2 separate regions of the Mus musculus genome follow, and region 1 is linked to region 2. Evidence: chromatin loops called from intact Hi-C (ENCODE). Cell type or tissue: left cerebral cortex. All regions are shown on one strand.

Region 1 (4,000 bases), 490 kb before region 2:
GCTGAAATTCCACCTTACACCAATCAGAATGGCTAAGATTAAAAACTCAAGCGACAGCAGATGCTAATGAGAATGTGGAGAAAGGAACACTCCTCCATTGTTGGTGGGATTGCAAGCTTGTACAACCACTCTCAAAATCAATCTTGTGGTTGGTTCCTCAGAACATTGGAAATAATCCTAACTTAATACTCAGTTATACTTCTCCTGGGCATATATCCAAAAGATGCTCCACCATAACACAAGGACACATGCTCCACTATGTTCATAGCAGCCTTATTTATAATAGCCAGAAACTGGAAACAACCCAGATATCCCTCAACTGAAGAATAGATACAGAAAGTATGGTTTATTTACACAATGGAATACTACTATTCAGCTATTAAAAACAAGGACATCATAAATTTTGCAGGCAAATGGATGGAACTAGAAAATATCATCCTGAGTGAGGTAATCTAGTCCCAAAAGAATATGCAAAGTATATACTCGCTAATAAGTGGATATTAACCAAAAAGTACAGGATACCCATGATAAACCCCACAGACTGTAAGAAGTTAAACAAGAAGGAATGCCCAAGTGAGGATGCTTCAATCCCACTTAGAAGGGGGAACAAAATAATCATGGAGGCAGAGGGTGTGGGACAAGGGTGGGAGAAGGAAGGGAGTAAGGGAAATAAAGGGGCAGGATCAAGTATGGACGAGACAGAAGAGAAGCCTAGAGGGCCAGGAGAATAAATGGAAATATGCAGCTACCAGGGGTAGGAGTAAGGGGAATCCTCTAGAAAGTCCCAGAGGCCTGGGATGGGGAAAGCTCTCAGAATTCAATAAGGGTGACCTTAGCCAAAATTCCAACATTGGGGAGATGGAACCTGAAGAGACCACCTCCAGTAGTTAGAGAGGGCCCACAGTGGTGAGATGGGGATACCAACCCACCTTCAACCCAAAATTGTTCCTGTCTATGAAATGCAGAGAAAAAAATTGGAACATAGATTGAAAGAAAGGCCAACCAGTGACTGGTTCAACTTGGGATCCATCCCATGGGCAAGCACCAAACCCTGACACTATTACTGGTGCCATGTTGTGCTTACAGACTAACATGGCTGTTTTCTGAGAGGTCTACCAATAGCTGACTAAGACAGATGCAGATACTTACAGCCAACCATTGGACCAAGGTTGGGGACCTCTATGGAAGTGCTAGGGGAAGGGTTGAAGCAGCCAAAGTGGATGGCAAACTCATAGGAAGTAAACCACAATGTATTCACTCAGTTTACACACACACACACACACACACACACACACACACACACACACACACACACACACACACACACACACAAAGAGAGAGAGAGAGAGAGAGAGAGAGAGAGAGAGAGAGAGAGAAACAGAGATAGAGAGACAGAAGACAGGGAGAGAGAAATATTCAGGGACAGAGAGACAGATGGAGAAAGAGATGGACAGGGAGAAAAATATAGATAGATAGATAGATAGATAGATAGATAGATAGATAGATAGATAGATAGACAGACAGACAGACAGACAGATTGTTCAAATAAGGAAAAACATGTTCAGTAGAAAGAACTTTGAAGAAAATAACAAAACTCCAGACTTTTTGAAAGGCTGGAGGTGGAGGCTTTGGATTGAGCCCCAGTGATGACTCACAGAACAGCAGAAGTGAGTGCCATGGGAAGCTTTTGCGGAAGTCAACAGATAAGATCCGGTAACTATACCACCAGCTATAACTTCCTCATGTCCACAAACTGCTTCTCAGGAAAATGGGGAGTGAATTTGTGAACATTGCTTCAGAAGGCATCACAAGCTAATGGGCTGTTGCTGGAGAACCACAGAAGTCTCACCTTTACATTTGAAGGCCTCTTGGTTGCTTCATCTAATAAAGAAGAAAGCTAATTTGTACCTAGAATCCTAACTGAAAGGGACTATGGGAGATGTAGGTTTTAGATCCCCAGTTTCTGTTGCACAAGAGGGGAACCTTAGAATGAAGGGTGGATGTATTATTAAACCATAAGACCAACTATAACTCCATTCCCATTGAATAATGTTCCATGTACTGATGTAAAGTGATTAATTTTTTCATTGTTTTAAAAATTAATTTATTTTATGTATATGAGTACACTGTAGCTGTCTTCAAACACACCAGAAGAAGGTATCAGATTCCATTACTGATGGTTGTGAGTCACCATGTGGTTGCTGGGAATTGAATTCAAGCCCTCTGGAAGAGCAGTCAATGCTCTCAATGACTGATCCATTTCCCCAGCCCCATAAGATGATTAATTTGACCATGTCTTGTTGAATAATTTGTTTCCATTTGTTACTATTAGGGATTTTGTAACAAATTTCTTCTTCTCCTTCTGTTTGAATCTATGTGCTAGGATAGACAGTCACTGGGTTATGGACAAATTATTTTAAATTTTAGATTTGCACTGAGAAGATGCTGTCTCAATTCTTACTTTAGTTATCCAGATGTGAGGATGCATTTCTATACATTTTTACAGAGTCTTTATGTGACTAAAACTTTTGCTTTTGTTGTTTGAGACTGGGTCTCATGTAGCCTTGGCTAGTTTCAATCTCATCATGTAGTCAGGGGTGACTTTGAACTCATGATGATTTTGCCTTTATCTCCCAAGTGCCAGGCTCTCCAAAATCTTATTCTTCTTGAAAATATTTGTTTATTTTCATTTTTTATGTGTCTCCATGTATGCTAGTATATCATAAGCATGCAGTGCCTGCAGAGGCCAGAAGATGATGTTGGCTAACCTTGGAACCTAAGTTGCAGATGTTTGTGAACCACCATGTGAATATTGGCAACAGAACCCTGTGGAAGAACAGTCAGTGCTCTTAATCACTAAACCAACTCCCCAGCTTTAAAAAAAAATCTTTAAGGAATGAATATTTTTAGCTTTAGTAGTGACATATCATTTTATTTATTTTTTGTTTCTGTAAATACTTGTTATAAAGAGTAAATTTCATTTTTATGTTGTTTGACTACCTCTGCTTTTCTCTGTGAACAGTTATACATACAGAACCATATATCTATTTCTGTGCATAGTGTACATAGACTTAAAATTGCACATTTAATATATTTTATTCAGTTTTAGGAGTCACCCATATATTTTGGATATTAAGCATATATCCGAAACACGTAACTTATTTACTAACCTCCACTGAACACTAAGTGATATGATCAGCATCTGAACAACAGAGATGTATAACATGGTTCTTGCTCTCAAGTTCAAGCAGCTTATATTTAAGTGATAAGACAACCCAAAGGACGATTACAGATAGAAATTGATATAGTAGCAGATAATTAAATGCAAAACTAGCATTGATACGTTTATATGATTATTGAGAAGATAAGGCTTTGCAAGCGAGTCTTGGAGAAAGGAATGTAACTAGGTTGGGCCACAAGGCATGAATGCTCACGGAATAAGATATGTGAAAATTTGAGGAGCATTACGAATCCTAAATAAAATTAAGATACCAGGAAAACCCTCACCTTTCAAGACAGATTAAGAAATGGGCAAAGTAAAATCAAGCTGTCACTGTTCAGACAAAGCAAGCTGGGAGATTGGTGGTGGTACACATCTTTAATCACAGCACTAGAGAAGCAGAAGCAGGCACAGCACTAGTTGGAGACTTCAGAACCAGTTACAAGACAGTCAAGGATACACAGAGAAACCCTACTCCGAAAAACTAAAAACAAACAAACAAAACAAAAAAACCAAAACAAGACAAAAACCAATTATCCTGGGCACTGTGACAAGCACTTGTTAGTTGATATAATAGTTTCCCAAGCATGGTCCTGCTGGCCCACACATCTTTACCTATGGGAATGCTCAAGGTCAAAAGATTTATGTCAAACAGCTAGTTGTCACTCAGACTATCATTGAAGCAAAGATCATGTCTTCTCCATTATATCATGCTATTATATGGATAAAGAGAGATTGTGTTGTAGATGATGTAGAGGAATATATCTTGAGACACAATCT
Region 2 (4,000 bases):
TCTGTCGTTAAGGTATCATGGGTGTAGTGAACCTATCATTTCCAGGAGACAAACTCCCACAACAGACTTCTTGGTCCTTCTTCCCACCCCACCCCCACCCCCCGCAGGATAACATCAAAACTTTACTGACCTTTCAAACCACAAATTGCTAATTAAGCGTCAGGATTAAAATAGTCCGTACTCTGGTTAAGACTTAGCACTCAGAACCAGAGATCTAGGGTTTGGCTGTGAAAACCCTCTGCAAGCCTCGACACACGTACACCGTCCTCTTTGTTAGTACCTGCAGTTTGTCCCAGGCACTTCCCTGTACTCTAATTTCTCTGCTTAAAGAAACCCAAACATGACATGGTGGCATACCTGTAGTCTCAGCACATGAGAGACGGAAATTTAAGAGGTTAAAGGTCGCCATTGATAATACCTCTATCCAAAGCCAAACCAAAAATAGAATTCCATGTAGCTCAGGGCTCTGCACAGGTTATTGTCCCATTAAATGTCCACTCTGTAGACAATAAGCACACAGTGAGGCCTGGCACCAGACTTGATATCCTAAGGGCCAGGGATCTGTGAATGGTGCCCACAGCACTTGTAGTCAGAGCATTTAATTACTACACTCCAGCACAGTAGGCAAAGTCTAGCCCACAGGAAGGAAAACTTAAAGTTACAAATGTATATAAGGGGAAAAAGTATACAGTTTGTATTTATGGATGTATGACTATGTACTTATGGGTACAAAGAAAAGTGTGCCTCAAATGTTCATAATAACTATGATTGGGCTCCAGCTAGCGTTAGCTTCATAAGCACTAGTCCAGGGGCTTTGCAGGAAACAACTCCATCGTCATGACAATGCCACCAGAAAGAGTCTATTATGAATTCTACTATATAGCTGAAGAAACTGAAGTTTAAAAAAAAAAAAAAACACTAAAAAAACTAAAAAACTAAACCCACATTTAGGGAAATTTAAGCTGTGAGCTGTAGTTGGTTTGGTAAACTGCAGATAGAAGATCATATTCTAAGAACAAATTCATCTCTTCAATTGCCTCCAAAAACAAGAAACAGAATGTTCTGGATTATAGCAAAATGAAACAAACACTGATAAGACTGTGAGTCATGGAGAAGGGAAAAAAAAAATAAACAGAAACTGAAGACAGGATCCAAGGACAAAGGAACCGCTGAGAGAGAAGTGGGTCTCTGTGTTAATCACCGGAATGAACACAGTGCGGGGGTGGAGGAGATCAAACCAAGGCTAAAAGAAATGAAATTTACAGGTAATATTTGAATCTCCATATACCTTCCTGAACTTCTAGTGTAAAAATAATTAGTCTGTATGTATTATGATTATTACATTAAATCCATATTATCCACTTATTACATTCCCAGACGTGGACAAAATATCATATTCAAGAAGAAGTAAGTATCTTCAGTTGCTTGTGAGGAAGGGAAACCTTGGGTTCTTGATTGTGGTAAAACAGAGACTGACAGAAACAAGAATAAGAGAGAAAAATATATATTGATCTGCTTTAAAACTGCGGCTTAAATCAAGCCAAGGCAAAAAGGCCTATGAGATAACAATCAACTCCGATTATAACGTAGGGGAAAATCAACCTGGATCTTAGGATAAAAGTAGCTGACTCCTTTGGGGCTGCTGGTTTGGGGATGATGGTATGATCCTTTGCTGCCCTCTAGTGGATTAATTTAAACTTTATTGTCCGCTTGACAAAAGATCTGAAATTGAAATGTCAATGTTGTAAGTACAAATATAAGATACAAATTGTTTCTCTATTCCACAAAGAAAAAGCATTTTTCATAATCCTTTTTGTAAAAAGCACACTCCACTTCTACCCCATAACCTTCCAGAGTAAAGAAATCCAGAACGAACTGCAAAGAAAACTAAAATATCTTATTCAATGGAAAAAATATAGCATATTAGCCACCATTTGATTATATCAAAAGCATTTGTTCAAATTTACTTGCTATAGATTTTTTTAATGTGTTTCTTCTCTTCTTTGTATCTGCACAATGTTACCAAAGGATGCTTGAAAATGACAAACATTTTTTAAAATGTGCTTTATGGGTCAAAAAAAAAAAAAAAAAGAATGCATGTCTACTAGAATTTTGATTTTTGTTTTGTTTTGTTTTGTTTTTTGGGACTCGGTTTTATTTGTGTGCGGTATGCTCATGGAGGCCACAAGAGGGCACTAGATCCCCTGAAGCTACAGCTTAGGGCAGTTGTAAGCTGGGAACTTCAGCACTGTTAAGTATCCAACACTCCAACCCTGGAGTTCATTTTCGAATATGACTTACAACGTTTTCATGAATGTATTCAAGCTGGGTTTTTTTTTTTTTAATTTAAAATAAAGACATCATTTTAAAAGAGGATTTCACACTCAGAGCAAGGTTGCAAGGGCTTGACGATTTCTTGGCTACCTTTAACCTATATGTCACCAAGTATTAACATTTTCTGTGCTATTCTGTCCTACTGCTGTAAAAAGACACTGTGACCAAGGCAACTCTTTAAAAAGGAAGTGCTGGGCTGGGGCTTGCTTGCAGTTTTCGAGAGCAGGTCTATGATCTTCTCGGTGGAAAGCGCGTAGGCGTCATTCTGGAACAGGAGCTGAGAGTTTGTCTGTAGTCAGCAGGCAAAGATTTGGGGAAGGACTAGGCCTGCAGTGGGCTTTCGAAACCTCATAGTCCACCCTCAACAATGCACTTCCTCCAGCAAGACCGCATCCCTCCGTCCTTGCAAACAGTCTACCCGGGAGTAGGGTTGCAAATAGAAGCGCCTGTGAGGGCCATTCTCATGCAAACCACCACAGCTGTCGCCGCTCTTCAATGGTTGCGAGTTGTTTAAAAGTTGGGGATATGGTATTTCTTTACCAAGTGTTGACGACGAGATCTCATACACCCCCACAACAGGGGTATTAAAATGAGGAATTAGCCCCTAGAAGGTACTATCATCTAATCTATATGCCCAATTCAAATTTCATCTGTCGTCCTAATTGGTTTCCTGCTCTTGAAAAAAAAAATTGTACTTAAATAACTTTTAAATAATGTATTTTGATCGTGTTTCCCCCTCCCCCAATCCTCCCAGACCTTCCCCAATTTCTGATCTTTTTAACAAAAGGAAACACAAGGCTAAACGGTGGTTTCTATGCCATTACCGAAGTCCCTTTCCCTGGAACTGTTCCTGTCTCCTTCCATGTTTTATAAGAGTGATACTTTTGAAGACAATGGGCCATTTGCAAATTGCTCCCCACTTTAGGTTTATCTATACTATAGCTTAAGTAAGCACACTGAAGATGTAATGTTGGTTTCATCTCAATGCATTGTCTAAGGAGACAAATGATGTCAACTTGTCCTCTGATGGTAATTACATGGTTATTTCTCCATTATAAAGTTGTCTTACTCTTTATGATGAGTAAGTGTCTAGGAGGTGATACTTTGATATTTTCTCAATGTCCTATTCTCAAAATTTCACTGATTATTTTTTGCCAATTATTGATGATTTTTGCTGAAGCCGGTATTACAGTGATTGGCAAACAACTCCACTGTATTTATTCCCTTTACTTTATAAGCATCCTATATTAAAGAAAAGCTTTTAGTTATGCCCATTTTTGTTTTGTATAATTTACATCCACGTGGGTTCATGGATTCTTGCTTTGTTTGATAGTTTATCACTACTTTTTGTTTGTTGGTTTTTAAACAGAGTCTTGCTGTGTGGCTGTGGCTGGCTTGGAACATATGAATCCTGAGGTCTGCTTGCTGGAATTGGAGGACTGTGCCACCAAGTCCTGTTTTTTATCATTACTTTTGATTAGTTTCTTTCTTGTTGTTTGATTATTAAACTGTCTCGGATTTCTCCAGCTGGATTTTAGTCTCTCCTTCACACCCAAGTCTTCTCTAGACAGTTCTGGACACTTGCAAGGCCATCTGAAGAACATACTGTATTTTGTCTGCCTCAGGCTTTGGTCCATCCACTCCAGCAAGCACTAGATTCTTTTGG

Evidence for each region. Hi-C counts contacts between places; a loop is a spot of excess contacts. Peaks named below come from ENCODE experiments on the same cell type or tissue, not always from the same donor. Only the 100,000 strongest peaks of a DNase experiment are listed, where the experiment ranks them.
Region 1: it touches region 2 in a loop (2.8-fold over the local background); 5 of 42 quality-filtered maps call a loop at or near these places.

What each region holds. Positions count from the first base shown.
Region 1 is chr5:86,677,551-86,681,550 of GRCm38, reverse strand. No RefSeq gene overlaps it. Among named protein-coding and RNA genes, the nearest start is that of Tmprss11b, 3.3 kb to the right of the region's middle. In left cerebral cortex, no CTCF peak of the experiment used is centred here; a DNase peak (open chromatin) is centred at 1,656.
Region 2 is chr5:86,189,181-86,193,180 of GRCm38, reverse strand. All of the region lies in intron 1 of Gnrhr (gonadotropin releasing hormone receptor), which reads left to right. Among named protein-coding and RNA genes, the nearest start is that of Gnrhr, 6.7 kb to the left of the region's middle. In left cerebral cortex, CTCF peaks have their summits at 1,679 (motif pointing left) and 2,200 (motif pointing right); DNase peaks (open chromatin) are centred at 1,661, 2,210 and 2,580.